Regions from separate parts of the Mus musculus genome. Here regions 1 and 2 are each linked to region 3. Evidence: chromatin loops called from intact Hi-C (ENCODE). Cell type or tissue: gastrocnemius. All regions are shown on one strand. Region 1 overlaps Akt3 (thymoma viral proto-oncogene 3). Region 2 holds the start of Adss (adenylosuccinate synthetase, non muscle). Region 3 has its middle 26 kb from the start of 1700016C15Rik.

Region 1 (5,000 bases), 510 kb after region 3:
AGATCTATCACTTTATGAAATTTAGATAAGGAATGTGGGTAGTGTAAAATTTCTGTAACATTTATAGTATCGATCACAAGAAAGTCTTACTTAGTGTCATCAAATAAAAAGACTGTTCATTTCAGTGTCAAAGCTGTTTAGAAAGCACAGTTCATGGTTACCAAAGTTGAATTGTTGTTTCAGAACCTTTAAAATGTCTGTGTCATAACACTTTACCTCTCATTGCATAAATGCTCAATTTTAGATGTATTCAGTTATTTATGTTTTTATATTTTCCAGATCTGTTAATAATGTGTCAACCAGTGATTATTGGTATTGTACCTAAGGTAAAAGATATCTTCAGTCATGTTAAATCTTTTAAAAAACATCCAAAAAGTTTTTTTTTTCAGACCTATACACAGTACCAAGTCATCTCAACTGTGATAGGCTAAGCAGACACCTGTCTTCACTGGAGTTAGTGAAGGGTTGGTTGGGTGAATTGTAGATTGACTAATCAAAGTCAGTTTATTACGTAATACTAGAGCTGAAGTTTCTGGGGCCACATAACCTCTGGAGATTCCATAAAACAGCTTTGTTACTGCTTGAGCTGTTTCCTTGTCCTTGTCTCTACTCTATAGAGAGTAGTGTGTTCAAAGTCAGGATTTTCAAGGAATAGCAAGATTTGGAAAATAAGGACAGTAGGCTTGCTCTGCTTCTGAAATACTATGCGTGTATAGGAGAGTTTGGGGAAGGTAATAAGAGGACTAAGAAGTTTGCAGACTATAAATTTGGGCTAAATGGATAGGGAAATTAAGTGTCACGCGCTAAATGAGCTACTTTCTTTAAAAAAGGCATCACCTGTAGTTTACTAAAGTATGTATGGATACTATATTTGATTCAGGCTATGTAAGGAGAAGGCAGAGGAGTCTTTTTTTGTTTCTTGTTTTTTTTTTGTTTTTCGAGACAGGGTTTCTCTGTATAGCCCTGGCTGTCCTGGAACTCACTTTGTAGACCAGGCTGGCCTCGAACTCAGAGATCCACTTGCCTCTGCCTCCTGAGTGCTGGGATTAAAGGCGTGCGCCACCACGCCTGGCTAAGGCAGAGGAGTCTTAAAGGAGCTAGAAAGAACAGGAACAATTACTGTGCACTTTCAAAGCCAAGAGAGAAAGAAAACATCTCAATTTGAGAAGAGTGTAAAGAGAACACTAATGATAAGTTTATTGGTAACTTCTAACCAATCATTGTCAATTAAATTGTAGTGATAAAAAGAAAATTGTCAGTGATTCAAGAAAGAAGGAGTATTAAAGAAATGGTAAAAGCATAGATTCATCTTTGCACTGATTTTGGTAAGAGGAAAGAAAGTAGATTGCAGTAGTTCAGAGAGATTTTTTGAGGTGGAAACATGTTGAACATGTTCATAGATTATGGAGCAGGCATCCAGATACAGAGGGAAATTTTGAATATTCAAGAAAAAAAGATACAAGTAAATTTAGAGAAAGAAAAAAAAAAAAACTGGATACCTGAAAGGGCGCTAGCTCTTGAAATGGCCTTTGATCTAGGCAAAGATGTATTCTGAATAGGCTTTCAAACAGTGAGCTGAGACCTTGAACCTTGACGTTACCTACATTTATTTATAAACATTGCCCTTGTTTCCTAATAGTTAAGGAGGATGAAGTATGGGGGAGAAGATAATAATTGTATTGTGTCAACTAGAAATGATAAACAATTTACCAGAGTTGCATGAATTACAGTAGACTCATTTGGCTTAGGTTTCATGACTTAATAGAGTTACCTTCAGAAGAAATATACAGAAAATAGTTTATGAAATAGGGCAGAGAATGATAAAATGTGTACAGTGAAAGAAAAGGTAAATTATAAAATATGGGTTGATCCTAGATTCTGTACAGAACTAGATAAATGGAAAAAAACATAAAGCTTGAAAAAATAAAGAGAAAACAGAATACTAGAGGTGTTGAGAAAATGAAGCAGAAGTTTAGAATTCATGAAGAAATAGGAATGCTTAAAATATCAAAGTAGAATACATAATGAACAACATTGCTCTATCTGCAAGTAATGTACTACCAGTTGCCAATTTACCACTAGATGTCACTCTGACTCATATGGTTAAGTGCAGCCTGGACTTAAGAGGCAGGGTGTTGAAAATCAGACAAGTACAGTGTGCGCAGATACCCCTGGTGGCCTGTAAGGACTGTTCTACTCAGTTTCTCATGCGGGCGTTTTAGTCAAACAGCTGCTTTGGAGAGGATAGTGTCTTTATAACAAAGCAAACCATTAAATCTGGATATTTTGTATGATTAAATGCTGTCTTTATGTTGATTTTTTTTTTGTTTTACTGTGTTAATCACATTAATTTTTTTGACCTGTGTACTTTAAAAAGTTTAAAATTATGCATGAAAATCTATAAAGATATTTTCTCTCAATATTTAATTATTTGTTTGCTAAATTTTTTATGGTTTTACATGGAGTAATAGCTGTTTATTGGTACTAACAAAAGTGTTTATTTGTAAGTGGTCATGATTAAGCATGTTGACACTAAGCCTGCAAATGTAAAACTTGAATTCTCTCAATTTTCTAGTAGAACAAACACTAATAAAACTAAAGGAGTGATGTTTAGAAAGTATGTCAGATTTGTCACCTACCCACAACTTTTTTCAGCTGCTTCTTTCAAAGTCTCGAACTATTTGGAAAGCTTTGCAATATGATTATTTTCAAATATAAAAATACACAAAAGCAAGTATTAATATATCTCCAGAATAACAGTATTCAGGTACACTATGTAGATTATAAAATACATTTATGTTGTTCTTTTCTGCTTATTAATATTTTCCCTTTGATAGAGAGTAGTTATAAAATTATTTTACACTACTAGAATTGCTGAATTGCAGAGTATATGGTAGAAAATAAACTGTCACAGGTTTTTGCCTGTGATTTACCTAATGATATATTTCATTGTTTCCTTACAGTCCTCTTTTTATTGGTAAGATATCACAGTTACGTAAGAAATTGTGATCTGTTACTATATTAAATAATTTTTAGGTGTGTTAGCAAAACAACATTCCTTGTTGTAAGTAAGGCATCTTATACTATCTCTCTTAAGTTTTAGTAGGTTTAGTTTATCAGGAAAGCCCTTTGCACAAGTACAGACTCTGTGGCAGAGATTGGTAAGACACAAGGAAAGAAAAACATACCTTCTTTAGAGTAACTGAGCTGAAAATAGACTGAAGATACCTTTGATATTCAACATAAAATTGCTTATTATACTCGCTGATTAGGAACTTAATTGTAAATTGTGTGTTAGGACAAAATTCTAGGTACTAGTTTAGTATTGTGCTCTATGGAGATATCCTCCTTTAAGCTCTTCATTTTCTCTGGGTTGGTGGAGATGATTTTGCCTTTGGGACTGACTGTGAGCTTGCTGCACTGGTTGAGCTATGAGAGTGTAATGGTAAAGCAACAGGACAAAAGCCAGTTGAACTTTCCCACCAGCGCTCTGAATTCTGCTTCTGTAAAATTGTGTTGAAGCAGTCATTATGAAATCTATGATTCTGATTTTAAAAGAGCATTTTCTATATCAATACTCAGTATTGGTAAATAAGATGTGAAAGTGCTTTTTAAATTAACTCTTGAAATTATTCTAATATCTTTTTAGCCTTAAATTCATCTTGCCATGTAACTTTCAAAATGACGTTTTTGTTATTGTTTTTTTTTTTAACAAGGAAAAAGTATTCGTTTTATTTCTTTAGAATTTTACAGTTAAACTATTATATCTTCCTTTTTACAGTATTTGTCCTTGTTGTGCCAGGAGCAGTGAGTTAGATAGTACTAGCTGTCTATGTCCTCTGTCTCTCATCTCTAAGGGCTTTCACCTTTATTAGGAACAAATCTAGATTTCTTTTTGTTGTTTGTTTGTTTGTTTGCTTGCTTGCTTGCTTGCTTGCTTGAAATGGCTTCCTGGGAATGTAAAAACCCCTTTGACATTATTATTTAGGGCCTCCTATCCTCCCAGTGCACTTATAGTCTTAACACAAAAACTTTGCAGCTGGTGAACTCCCGAAGCCCCTTTTGATGATTGTTGTTTAACTCAGCATGGCAGCTTGCTATAGTTCCTGTCCTATACTGGCTCACTTCACCTCATGTTCAGACTCCTCATGACAAAGAAGTCTCCAGAGGTAAAACACAGGGCGAGATTTCAGATGCTGCTTTGTCACTGTTCTCTGGCTCATTTTCACTTTAACATTAAGCATATTCACAAAGTTTACTGACACAGTCAAGGGAAAGAGCACCCTCTCCACTGTTCTGATAAACTTCTCATATTTTTACAAAACCAAATCAAACTGTTGACAGTCCAAAAAAAAAAAATCAAATATGCAGAAATGGTATGGTACCTCATCTTCATGGAGAGTATGCTAGTAGTTTACTATAAACCCAAGCCAGAGGTTCAACCCACACTTCTGCCTCTGACCTACTACTTCAAATTTTGGAATTTTTCGTCTCTTATACTTCGTTCTCTATGAATAAAAGTGAGAATATGTCTAATACAGATAATAGAAATTATTGACCTAGTAACTTAACAAACTGGTTGACAAGTTTTCTTTGAATTTATTTATTTTAACTTTAGTTCTTTTTAAAAATCAAATATAGGTTTGCTTTAGTCTTACTTACATGAAAACTATTTCTCAAGATAAACATGTTTATTGAAATCTAAATATGGAATCCATTTTCATTTATCAGCTAAGTAGGATATGATATAATTGGTGCTGCATGCTTGCTTAATATAATAGCTACATCTTGATTTAATTGAATTTAAAATTAAAAACACAATATAGTACATTTTTTGTATGGTAAAACTTGCATTTTTAGAGCCAAAGGTTAAACGGACAGAAGACTCTCTAAAAAAGAATAATTCTCATTCTAGAGTTTTGAGGTACTAATATTCCCCATTACCAGCTAGTTTTGTGACCCTGGAAGAATACTTATCTGTTGTTTGCTTTCTAAAATGA
Region 2 (5,000 bases), 94 kb before region 3:
GGGAGTTTCTGAGACTTCCTTTATCTGAATGCAATGAATCTGAGATTCTTCACTTTAGCCTCAGGCAGATCCTTCAGACAAAGGCAAAAAGTAGCCACATTCTTGACCAAAATACCACAAAACAGTCTCTAGTCCACATATTGAAATTCTTACTGAAACCTCTTGGGCCAGGTCTGCACAATTCAATTCATTCTCAGTAACAAAATCTTCCATATTCCTACTAGGATGTTCCATTAAGCTCCATTTAAAGCATCCCACTGCTTTCCAAATCCTAAGTCCCAAAATCCACATTCTTCCAAACAAAAGCATGGTCAGGCCTATCACAATAATACCTGACTCCTGGTAGCAACCTCTGTCTTAGTTTGGGTTTTACTGCTGTGAACAGACCACTCCCAGGGCCCAGCATATACAAACCATCACAGAGTAGGTGGGCAGGGGTGTTGATATTCTGTCTAAACTCCACCTCATAGTTCTTGGCAGCAGCCAGGTAGGCTTGGCCCAGTATAAAAGGGGCTGCTTGGCCCCTTCTCTCTCTCTTACCCTTTTGCTCTCTTGCTTCTCTCTTGTCCCTTGTGCCCCTTCTCTCCAATTCCCTCCCCCTCCTCTCTCCACGTGGCTATGACCGGCCACTACGTCTCTACTCTCTCCTTCTCTCTGCCTCTCTCTGCCTCTACTACCCTCTTAAAACCCCCCCCCCCATGCCCTGAATAAACTCTATTCTATACTATAGTGGTGTGTGTCTGGTTCCTCAGGGGGAAGGGATGCCTCCACCTGGGCCCACTGAATAACCCCCTTCCTCCACACCCTGCCAGAACATATTCTTATAGCTCTTTCTCTTTTTTATGGTCACAACAAGGGGAATGTTGATAGGTTTCCTCTTTTGGCCCTCAAATTGGCCTTAGCAAGGACTCCCAAATGAGTAGTCAAGCATGTGGGATGATTAAGAAGTACTCTGGATGGCCAGGCACTATCAGGCTCTAGAGACTTGTGGCAAGAATCCAGAAAAACAAATGACCTCAGTTCTCTATTGCTGACTCCTGTGGTTTCAAGGCAGTTGGCATGGTTTAACCAAAGTGGAGAGACTTTTAAAATGGCTACCAAGGGGGGGGGGGGGAGAAGTCAGGACCAGGAGAACAGAAGTAGTAGATCACCGTTCATGTCCCAACTGGTGATCTTGATTCACTGTGTTACCTGTGCTCAGAGGTCTTAGTATAGCATAGATTCTCCGTACTTAATGATAAGACCAGTACTGGTACAGTAAGTACTCCTATTATAATCACACCTGAAACCCTGCCCACCATAGAATTCAAGCAGAGACTGGTCTGATTAGTATATGAGTAGGAGAACTATGCAATGTAAAACTGGACTTTATAGATGCTCGGTGATCAGGACACTGGGAGACAGCACACAGGATATGATTCTATGCCATATGGATTTGTTTGTAATGGTGAGTATTAAATCCTAGGTCTTACATGTGCTAGCAAGCAATGAGCTACATTCTTTATTATTAGTCTTTTTTCAAAGCAATTATTTCCTTTACCAAAATTTAATGTCACAGTTTGGGTTGCAGTGAGAACATTAGATCAGGGCTGGAGAGGCAGCTCAGTAGTTAGGAGCACGTGCTGCTCTTCCAGAGCATCTGGATTCCCTCTTTAGCACCTGTTGTCTCAGTGGTTCTCAACTTTCCTAATGCTGTGACCCTTTAATACAGTTCCTCAGGTTGTGGTTGCCCCATCCCCCAACTATACAATTACTTCACTGCTATTTTATAACTGTAATTTTGCTATTGTTGTGAATCATAATGTAAATACCTAACAGATATGACATCTGATATGCAGTCCCTGTGAAAGGGTTGATTGACTCCCTAAGGGGGTCTCAACTCATAGGTTGAGAACAGCTGTATTTTCAGATGTCTCACGACCACCTGTTGCTCTGACTCCCAGGGATCTGAGGCCCTCTGCTGGCCTTCAGACAGACAGACAGACACACAACATGGTATGTGACCTCTCACACACAAATAATATAAATAAGTAAATAAATACATAGATAAACCCACATTAGATAGACAATAGGCACACTCTGTAATCAGTTACAATTAAAACACTGAGAAGCACCTAGGCTTACTCAATCTGCAAACTGTCCAAAGTACCATTTTAACGCCCATGAGAGGAACTGATAAGCTATTTAAGAGTTCGAAGGTCTGGGGGGCGAATAACTCAGTGGTACAGTATTCGCATCAAATTACAAGGTTCTGAATTTGATCTCCAACACTTCAACAGAGAAAAAATGGGAGAAGAGAAATTGTTTTGTAGAACGAACGTATTTTACAAAATATTGTAAACTTTAAGGTTGTGGGGATCAAATAACCCAGGTACATTCGGATATGACATAGGCAATTGACTCATCTTTGTGCCCCAGATACTGTAAAAATGGGAAGAGTTAGGATGCTATCTCTAGATTTCATTTTTACTGCTTTTAGTTTGCACTTTTAGTCCCTTTTCAGTTCTAAATTTATTCGGCTCCACTCCAGCCTCCACATATTTTTAAATCCCAGTTTACATTTTGTAAGGGTATTTCATTCTTTAAGATACCCAAGTGTTTAGACACAGAAAACCAAATTGGCTTTTAGAGACCGAAACCAGCCAACCCTGACACTGTGGTGCCATGCCTTGGCCATCTCACAGAGCATTGCATGCTGGGAATTGTAGTTCCACACTCTTTCACCCCCTTCCCTACCGCGAGTTTGAAAGGCCAGAGGCTGGTGGGCGGGCACAGAGGGCGGAACTCTCCGTTAGCCCCGCCCCCTGGCCTCCGCTCTCGCGCGGTTCTCCCCGGAGCAGCGCGCCAAGCCGGGGATGGGGTGTGGCCTCCGCCCTGGGGTGGCGGCAGTTGAGGCCGTGGCGCCTGCGGGCCGCGCAGAGGCTTCGGCCTGCGCCAAGTGTGGTCCCGCCCTGAGCGGGCGGGCGGCGGAGCGCGGGGCGGGGCCTGGAGAGAGGGTGGCGGCCCTCGGGGCGGGGGCGGGGCCGGCCTCTGGCTCCTTCTTCCTCCGCATGTGGCTGGTGGCGGCGCAGCAGTTGGGTTCACGTTCCGTTCTCCTGCCCCGTCTCCTTAAGGCTCTTCTGCCCTGCCGGGAGCCATGTCGATCTCCGAGAGCAGCCCGGCGGCCACCTCCCTGCCCAACGGCGACTGTGGCCGCCCCAGGGCGCGGTCCGGAGGGAACCGGGTGACTGTGGTGCTGGGAGCGCAGTGGGGCGACGAGGGCAAAGGGAAGGTGGTGGATCTACTGGCGCAGGACGCCGACATCGTGTGCCGCTGCCAGGTGAGGGAAGCCGGGCCCTTTCTGGGACGGCCGGCGCGGTGAGGTGTCACCTTGAGGTGCGTCCCTCGGGCTGGGAGCTGCGGGGAACCCCTGCCCTGGAGTCTCCGGTGACGCTCCGGGTGACTCTGGAGGAACCTGGAAGATGCGCGATGTTGGAGCTGCATTTCGGGGTCTGGGGACTGGGCTGGCGGTGCGCCGCGGGCAGAGTTGAGGGAGCTTCCGCCCGAGGCCTGCTCGGGACTCTGGCTAGACCCGGCCAGGCCCACCCGCCGGCGCGGACTAGGAAGGGTCCTTTTCCCCAATTTCCCTGAAATCGAGATTCAGCACTGCATTACCTACAGGCTTAGGCACGCAGAACCTCGCCTCCATCGGTCCACTTTGTTGATAGCAGAATCCGCTACGGGGCGATGAGACTGTTTGGGGCCCTCCGGTGCTTTTGTTTGTTTTTTGTTTTTAACTCGTATTTCATAGACTACTATTAAGGGGAGATCTGTTTTTATTACTCACCGGTCCTTAAGGAATCCCCAGTAAGTTGAAAAGTGAGTGTGAGGCAACTAAATACGGAGATTTCAAGTCGGATAATTTAGAAATGTTTACAATGCTTCGGTAATATAAAAAGTTGACTTTCAGGAAATCCAGTGTTTCCTACCCGGAGACACGTGGGTTTTAGTGTTAGTTTTTTTTTTTTTTTTTTTTTTTTTTCTTATTAGTCATTTGCTTTGAAGCAGCCTAGAGGGTAGGCCTTTGAAAAAGGCTCTCAGAAAACTATCATCCCCGTTTCAGAATTCAAAATAAATGAGCAGTTCCCACATTCAAAACAAGGTGCAGTGTTGGAAGTTAATGGTGGCGTATTTAGATTGTAAGAATTTTTTTCTCCCTGAAGGTACATGGTTTTGTGTGGGGGTGCCTTGTGGTCTAGGCTAATCGTGGAAAGCTTTTTTACCTAAAATTGAAACGTATGAAGAAACCGGCCTGTAAAAGGCCAGGTGCTTTGACTTGGGTCATCTTTTTACTGTGTGTGGAGCCCTATTGCTCCAACTGCCGCTTTACCACCATTCTTCAATTCACAGGGTTCTTTCACAGGTTCTTTCTCTTCCAGCAGCTTGTCTGGCAACATGCATATTTAATGGTGCTCTCACAGGTGTTGGCCTGGAATCTGACTCGCCTAGGAGGTGATCCAAAGCCCAGCCTTCACCTTTCACTTTTAAAATCAGATCTGGTAGCTGGGCTGAAGATTTAGCAAAGCGCCTAAACTCTTGCGGGGCAGAAGGATGGACTTGAGGACTGCTTGCTTTTTTACTTGAAAATGTGCACAGGTCCAGCTGCGTCGAGGAGTAGTGTGTGGTTGTACAAAGCCGTTGTGGCACTTCTCTAAAAGGGTTTCAAAATAATAGACCTTTAAAAAGTTATAGAATCAGTTTGTAGACTGTCGGTGTTACTATGTTACCAAGAAAGTGTTCTTGAGGGAGGTCATGTATCAGTCTGATCTGATGACTCTGGAATCCCCAGAGGAAAGATTGAGGAGGAGGCCAGCCGAGAAGTAAATGGTCAGACTTCTCACTCTTATAAACTCCTTACTACTTACATAGTCCTTACATTTTGTTCTTGTGTGCTTTAGAATTTTTACTAATCTCATTAGCTGTAAGAAGGTAAAGAATAGACTTTAAGCATCTATCTTCCT
Region 3 (5,000 bases):
CAGTGGGAGGAAATGCAGTAGCAGAGAGAGGAAGTGCATTAGGCCCTAGGGAAACGTGGCCTGGACTGGGAATTAAGGTGATGGGATTTGGTGACTGTTGGACCAGACAATTGATGCCGTTGCACAAATTCCAAGCTCGGTGTGAAAGCCAGGGCTGGATAAAAGGAATTCCCATTTGTAGTAGCTAGAAAGCAGACAAAGTTTGGGGTAAAGCTCATTTTACCTAAAATGAGAATTCTTAAAGGAGTTGAGCTCTCAACCTGGGTAGGTGAGCCATTCCCTGGTCTAGGCTCTGGCTATGTAAGGATGGAATCTGGAGATGAGCACATGGGACTTCAAAATCCCAATTCCCTGCAACTTCCTAAGACAGAAAAATCAACTCTCTACGTTAGCAGTTAGCATCTACCTGCTGGTTAAGAAGATACTGCAGTAGCCATGTTTCTGAAGACAACAGGCACCTTAGTCAGGAACTGCCCTCTTCTGCCCCCTTGAGCATTAGGCAGATAATTACATACTATAGCTCAAGGGGGAAGAGCTGGACCTTCAGAGAAAGAGAAGGGGCTACATAGCCTCTAAGGAGTTGTGAGATCAAGCCAACGTCATCTTTCAAGAGCCAGCACAGTGCAGGTAGGCCTGGGGTGAGGGAATAAATCATAGAGTGGGGTAGGTCAGTGGTGGGGGCTGTGCTGATTATATATTTTTTTCTTAATTTTAAGGGGTTTAGTGGCTTTAATTCTCTGTCTTTCTCTCGGTCTCTGTCTCTTGTGGTTTTGGTCCTAATGAGCTATTTCATGTCTTGCATTTTTCTGTGTGTATGTACATTTTGTATGCGCACGTGTGTAGTATGTGTGTGTGTGTCCACATACACGTGAGCATATGGAGACTAGAGGTACAATAGCAAGTGTCTTACTCTCTCTCTCTCTCTCTCTCTCTCTCTCTCTCTCTCTCTCTCTCACTGTAGAATCACTTACTGAACTTAGAGCTCACTGAACCTAGAGTTCACTGATTTGCCTACCACGCTCCAGGGCTCCTCCTGCCTCCCACTGCTCTCTGAGCTGGGATTACAGGTTTGCACTGCTACACCCGATTTATAACATGGGGGATGGGGATTGGCTTTTACTTGGATGCTGGGTATCTGAACTCAGGTCTCTAAGTTTGTGTTGCAGGGACTTTACTGACTAAGCCATCTCCTCAGTCCCCTCCCCCCTGTATTCTCCATGATCTGTCCTTTGAAGCTTTAACCTGCAGAGAGTACAGAGGAAGCTAATGTTTAGAGACAGTGAAGCTCCCTGGTAGCACAGCCTTGATGCCTAAATCAGCCAATCCAGAGCCCTGAACCATCTCCTTTATCACACCTTAACACATCAGGTCAGTGTGCCCTAAACCATCCCAGGCCACAGGAATTGGACAGCTAGGAATCACCCATACAACCCAGAGCCTGCTGATGCCATTGCCACTATTCAGTCCTAAGCTGTCCCTGCCCTCTCCTGTTCCTGCCAGAGAACAGACCCAGTCAAACACCTCTCCCTTTACCCCACTGCTTCCTGTTTCTTGAATCTGTCACAAGAAATTTCTTAGTGATAATTGTTTCCAAGCTTGCTCTCTCACCGACTCATAGGAATCCTGGTGTTTTGTTTTGTTTTGTTTTTTTCTATCTGAACACTCCCCTGGGTTATGATTGGGTACTCTGGGTGAGAACCCCAGGAGAAAGAGAGGGTGCATTGCTACTGAGGCTCTGAGAGGCAGAGAAAGCAGCATCCTATGGAGACAGGATGTGCAGGACCCAGAGGAAAAGATCAGAAATGTATACAGTCCAGAAGGCTGGAAAATGTGCAGCTGCCCTGCAAGTCTGCAGGGATCAAACCCCAGTCTGAAGGAAGGGCCTGGTTTAAAAAGACCCACCTATGTGTCAAAGTAGGGTTTTACACCTGTCTCCTGGAGATCTTCTATCTGCATGCTGTACTGTGCTTTTACTGGGTATTATCCAAGAAGGCTTGGAAATCTATAGCATGAATACAGTGTGTTTTTCATTTGGAATCTTATAGATGTATTACACATATTGCTCCTTAGCCCTGTAGAGTGTGCCAGCGGTCATATTCTTCCACCTTTAAGGGGGTTCTGGGGACTGAACTTAGTCAGGCTTGTGCCACAAGCACCTTCACCTGCTGAGTCATCTATCCATCTTTGAAAACTTTCTTAAGAAAGTGTTAGTCATTAGGAAGGAAGCAGAACTAATGGTAAACTTTCCATGACTCAGTGACTCAGGGAAAACTGCTCAGCGTACTCCATTTTTGGAAGGAGAGAGAAACAAATTATGTAATATTACAACAATGAATACTTAAATCCTGTTCTCTAGCGGCTGCTGGCAGAAGTGACTGGGGACTCAGAGGAAGGCCAAAGCCATCCTCATAGAGGTTTCTATTTTCCCTATTCATTTGCTCCTTGGAGTATTGTGAATCCCAGGGCCATTAGGGGAAAACCTGTGCAGACCAGCAGGGCAGGCTCTGACAATCCCAAGACAATCTCTCTCTCTCTCTCTCTCTCTCTCTCTCTCTCTCTCTCTCTCTCTCTCTCTCTCTCTCTCTCCTCTCTCTCGTCCCTGTGTCAAATGCATCCCTTTGTCTCCGAGTCATCTTTCCTTACAGAGCTACTGACTCTCAAGTCTGTTGTAGACTGTTGTAGCCACAGATTCGATGGCTGGATGAGAGACAGGGATGCCTCCTGCTCGTCCTGGAAATTTCATTACTGACTTGTCTGGCTCCCAAGGGAGGGCTTTCAAGCAAGCTTGGGCTGGTCCAGAGTTTCTGAATTTGAGGCTGGTTGCCTCTAGGTGGCAGCAATGTCCCATTTTCTGCCGCCACTGCTGCTCGGATTCGTTTCTCTCCCACCCTGTTAATTTGAGAAACTAGTGCTCAAGGGACTCTTCCAAGAGATCTTTCTTCTGTGCCCAGGCAGACTCGAGGCTTCTTGTGGTTTGCTGCCCGAGTGGAGACCCACATTTTTCGGAGTCAGCAAAGGGTGGGAAGACAGGCTAGTTGGAAAGAGAAGAGATGGAGCGACTTAGGGAAGAACGGAAGCAAGTGAGGTGGTGGCGAGGAAGGAGCCCCTGCAGGCATCAGTCGCTGACATGGCCTTTGTAGAGGGGCCACTGCGGGTGGGAGCTGCAACGCCTCGCAGAAGCTCCTGGGCTCCCCTTGGTTCATTGCCCAGGGTATAAAACCACAGAGGGAAGCAAGGAGAACTTTACTCTCAATCATGACCTGACGCCAGGCTGCCACACAGGGGCTACTGTGGCTCATTGCAGTTCTTAGATGGCTTCAGGGACAGAGCATAGAACTCTGTGTGACCCTGTGAAAGCCCCCTTCTCACAGGATCCCTTGGAACTTGGAGAGGATTTAGTAAAGTCTTATCCTCCATGCAAGATGTCAGACTAAGGGGGGAACAGGGTCGGTTGGGCTGTCGTCTGCCCCTGCATGCTGAAGATGTGGTAGCCATCTTCCTTAGCATTTTGGGAAGTTTCACTATCAAACGAACTCAAGACCTTAGTAAAACTGGGCTTGCCTAACACTTGTCACTTTAAGATTAGGAAATAGCTTTCTTATTACTTGCAACAATTACTTATTCACCCTGCCCCTTTTTCCTATTTCTAAGAGTAATGTCTCAATGTGTAGGCTAAGATGAGCAGCCGGTCCCCTGTCTCCATCCCTAAGCTGGGGTATTCAGTCCTGTCTCATGTCACACCCCTGTATACTGTATATCATATGCCCTCATGATTCCGATGCTGCCCACATAAGGATGTCCCCTCCAAAGCTCATGTCTAAATTTGGGTCCCTGTGTGACAGGCCTGAGGTGGTGATGTCATCAGTGGTTAGGGAACAGGAGGCATGTATATGTCTATGTTGTTGCTTGCAGCAGCCATGGTGTTCTTTTTCACACAGAGCCTCACTGTAGAGCCTTGACTGACTTGAAGCTTTCTGTGTATACCAGGCGGGCCTTGAATTTACAGTCATCTCCTGCTTCTGCCTCCTGAGGGCTGGGATTTGAGGAGTGAGCCACCACGTCCTGCCGCCAGGCCTCCGGAGTTCTTTTCAGAGCTCTGCACACAGGTGAGGCAGTACTATTGATTTCGCTGTAAAAAAGATTTCATGCAGAGCAGATATGTCTCCGAGCTGGGGTTTATAAGAGGAGGAAAGTATATGGCCCACTGGAATGTGAGTGTCTCAAGAGGGCGCTCGGGGGTGGGGGGGATAAAAGCTGGAGTGTAAATAGATAGATAGATAGATAGATAGATAGATAGATAGATAGATAGATAGATAAATGGAGCTCAGTTTTACTTTACAACGGCCATATCCAGAGTTTTGGTGGGTAGTGAGTTCCTGGAGGACATGAACAAGATTACAGCTGACAGGGTGACACCCTGAGTCCCAGGCTTGCATGGAAAATGAAGATGCTCTCACTGTTAGCAAAAGTTACTGGTTTGTGAGATTCTCAGGAAACCTCTGGGAAAGGAGAAACGTCATACTAAGGTCATAGGTTCTCAGCCTTAAGCATGGTTTATTGCTACCTTAACATCCTTATTTGAGTAACTGTATAGAAAACAGCTTTATTGTCTATATCTATATAAAAGAAGTAGCAGGAGCTGTAGAGGTGGCTCAGCAGTTAAGGTTTCCTGCTGCTCTTAGAGTTTGGTTCCTAGCACCTCTGTTGTGTGAGTCTCGACGACCTCCTGAGCACTAGGGTTACAGGTGGACTCTGGGACCCAAACTCCAGTGTTTTGTCCTCCAGTCCCCATGCTAAAAGTCTCCATTCTCAGGGACTGGAGGCTTCAACAGACCCCAGAGTCCTGAGACATGTTCTTTCCCCATGCTCTCGTCTACCCTGGGGTTCCCTTCTGAGGTGATAGGTCAAGAGGGATCAATGGACCTCTCATGGCACTAGATCAGTCACCACCGGCAGATACTCAGGCAGCAAACTGTGCCTGTGTTTGTCCCTTTGGTGAG

What was found. Hi-C counts contacts between places; a loop is a spot of excess contacts. Peaks named below come from ENCODE experiments on the same cell type or tissue, not always from the same donor. Only the 100,000 strongest peaks of a DNase experiment are listed, where the experiment ranks them.
Region 1: a loop joins it to region 3, with 5 times the contacts of the local background. A loop is called at or near these places in 7 of 42 quality-filtered maps.
Region 2: it touches region 3 in a loop (4-fold over the local background); 5 of 42 quality-filtered maps call a loop at or near these places.

Annotation. Positions count from the first base shown.
Region 1 is chr1:177,186,064-177,191,063 of GRCm38, reverse strand. All of the region lies in intron 1 of Akt3 (thymoma viral proto-oncogene 3), which reads left to right. Among named protein-coding and RNA genes, the nearest start is that of Akt3, 60 kb to the left of the region's middle. In gastrocnemius, a CTCF peak has its summit at 2,077 (motif pointing right); a DNase peak (open chromatin) is centred at 2,155.
Region 2 is chr1:177,794,531-177,799,530 of GRCm38, reverse strand. It overlaps Adss (adenylosuccinate synthetase, non muscle), which reads left to right and starts at 3,022. Exons shown (of 13, transcript NM_007422.3): 1 at 3,022-3,319. The coding sequence starts at 3,137. In gastrocnemius, a CTCF peak has its summit at 1,977 (motif pointing left); DNase peaks (open chromatin) are centred at 1,953, 2,838 and 3,483; H3K4me3 peaks cover 2,703 bases; H3K27ac peaks cover 2,986 bases.
Region 3 is chr1:177,700,869-177,705,868 of GRCm38, reverse strand. No RefSeq gene overlaps it. Among named protein-coding and RNA genes, the nearest start is that of 1700016C15Rik, 26 kb to the left of the region's middle. In gastrocnemius, CTCF peaks have their summits at 488 (motif pointing left) and 2,821 (motif pointing right); DNase peaks (open chromatin) are centred at 2,830 and 3,191; H3K4me3 peaks cover 813 bases; H3K27ac peaks cover 386 bases.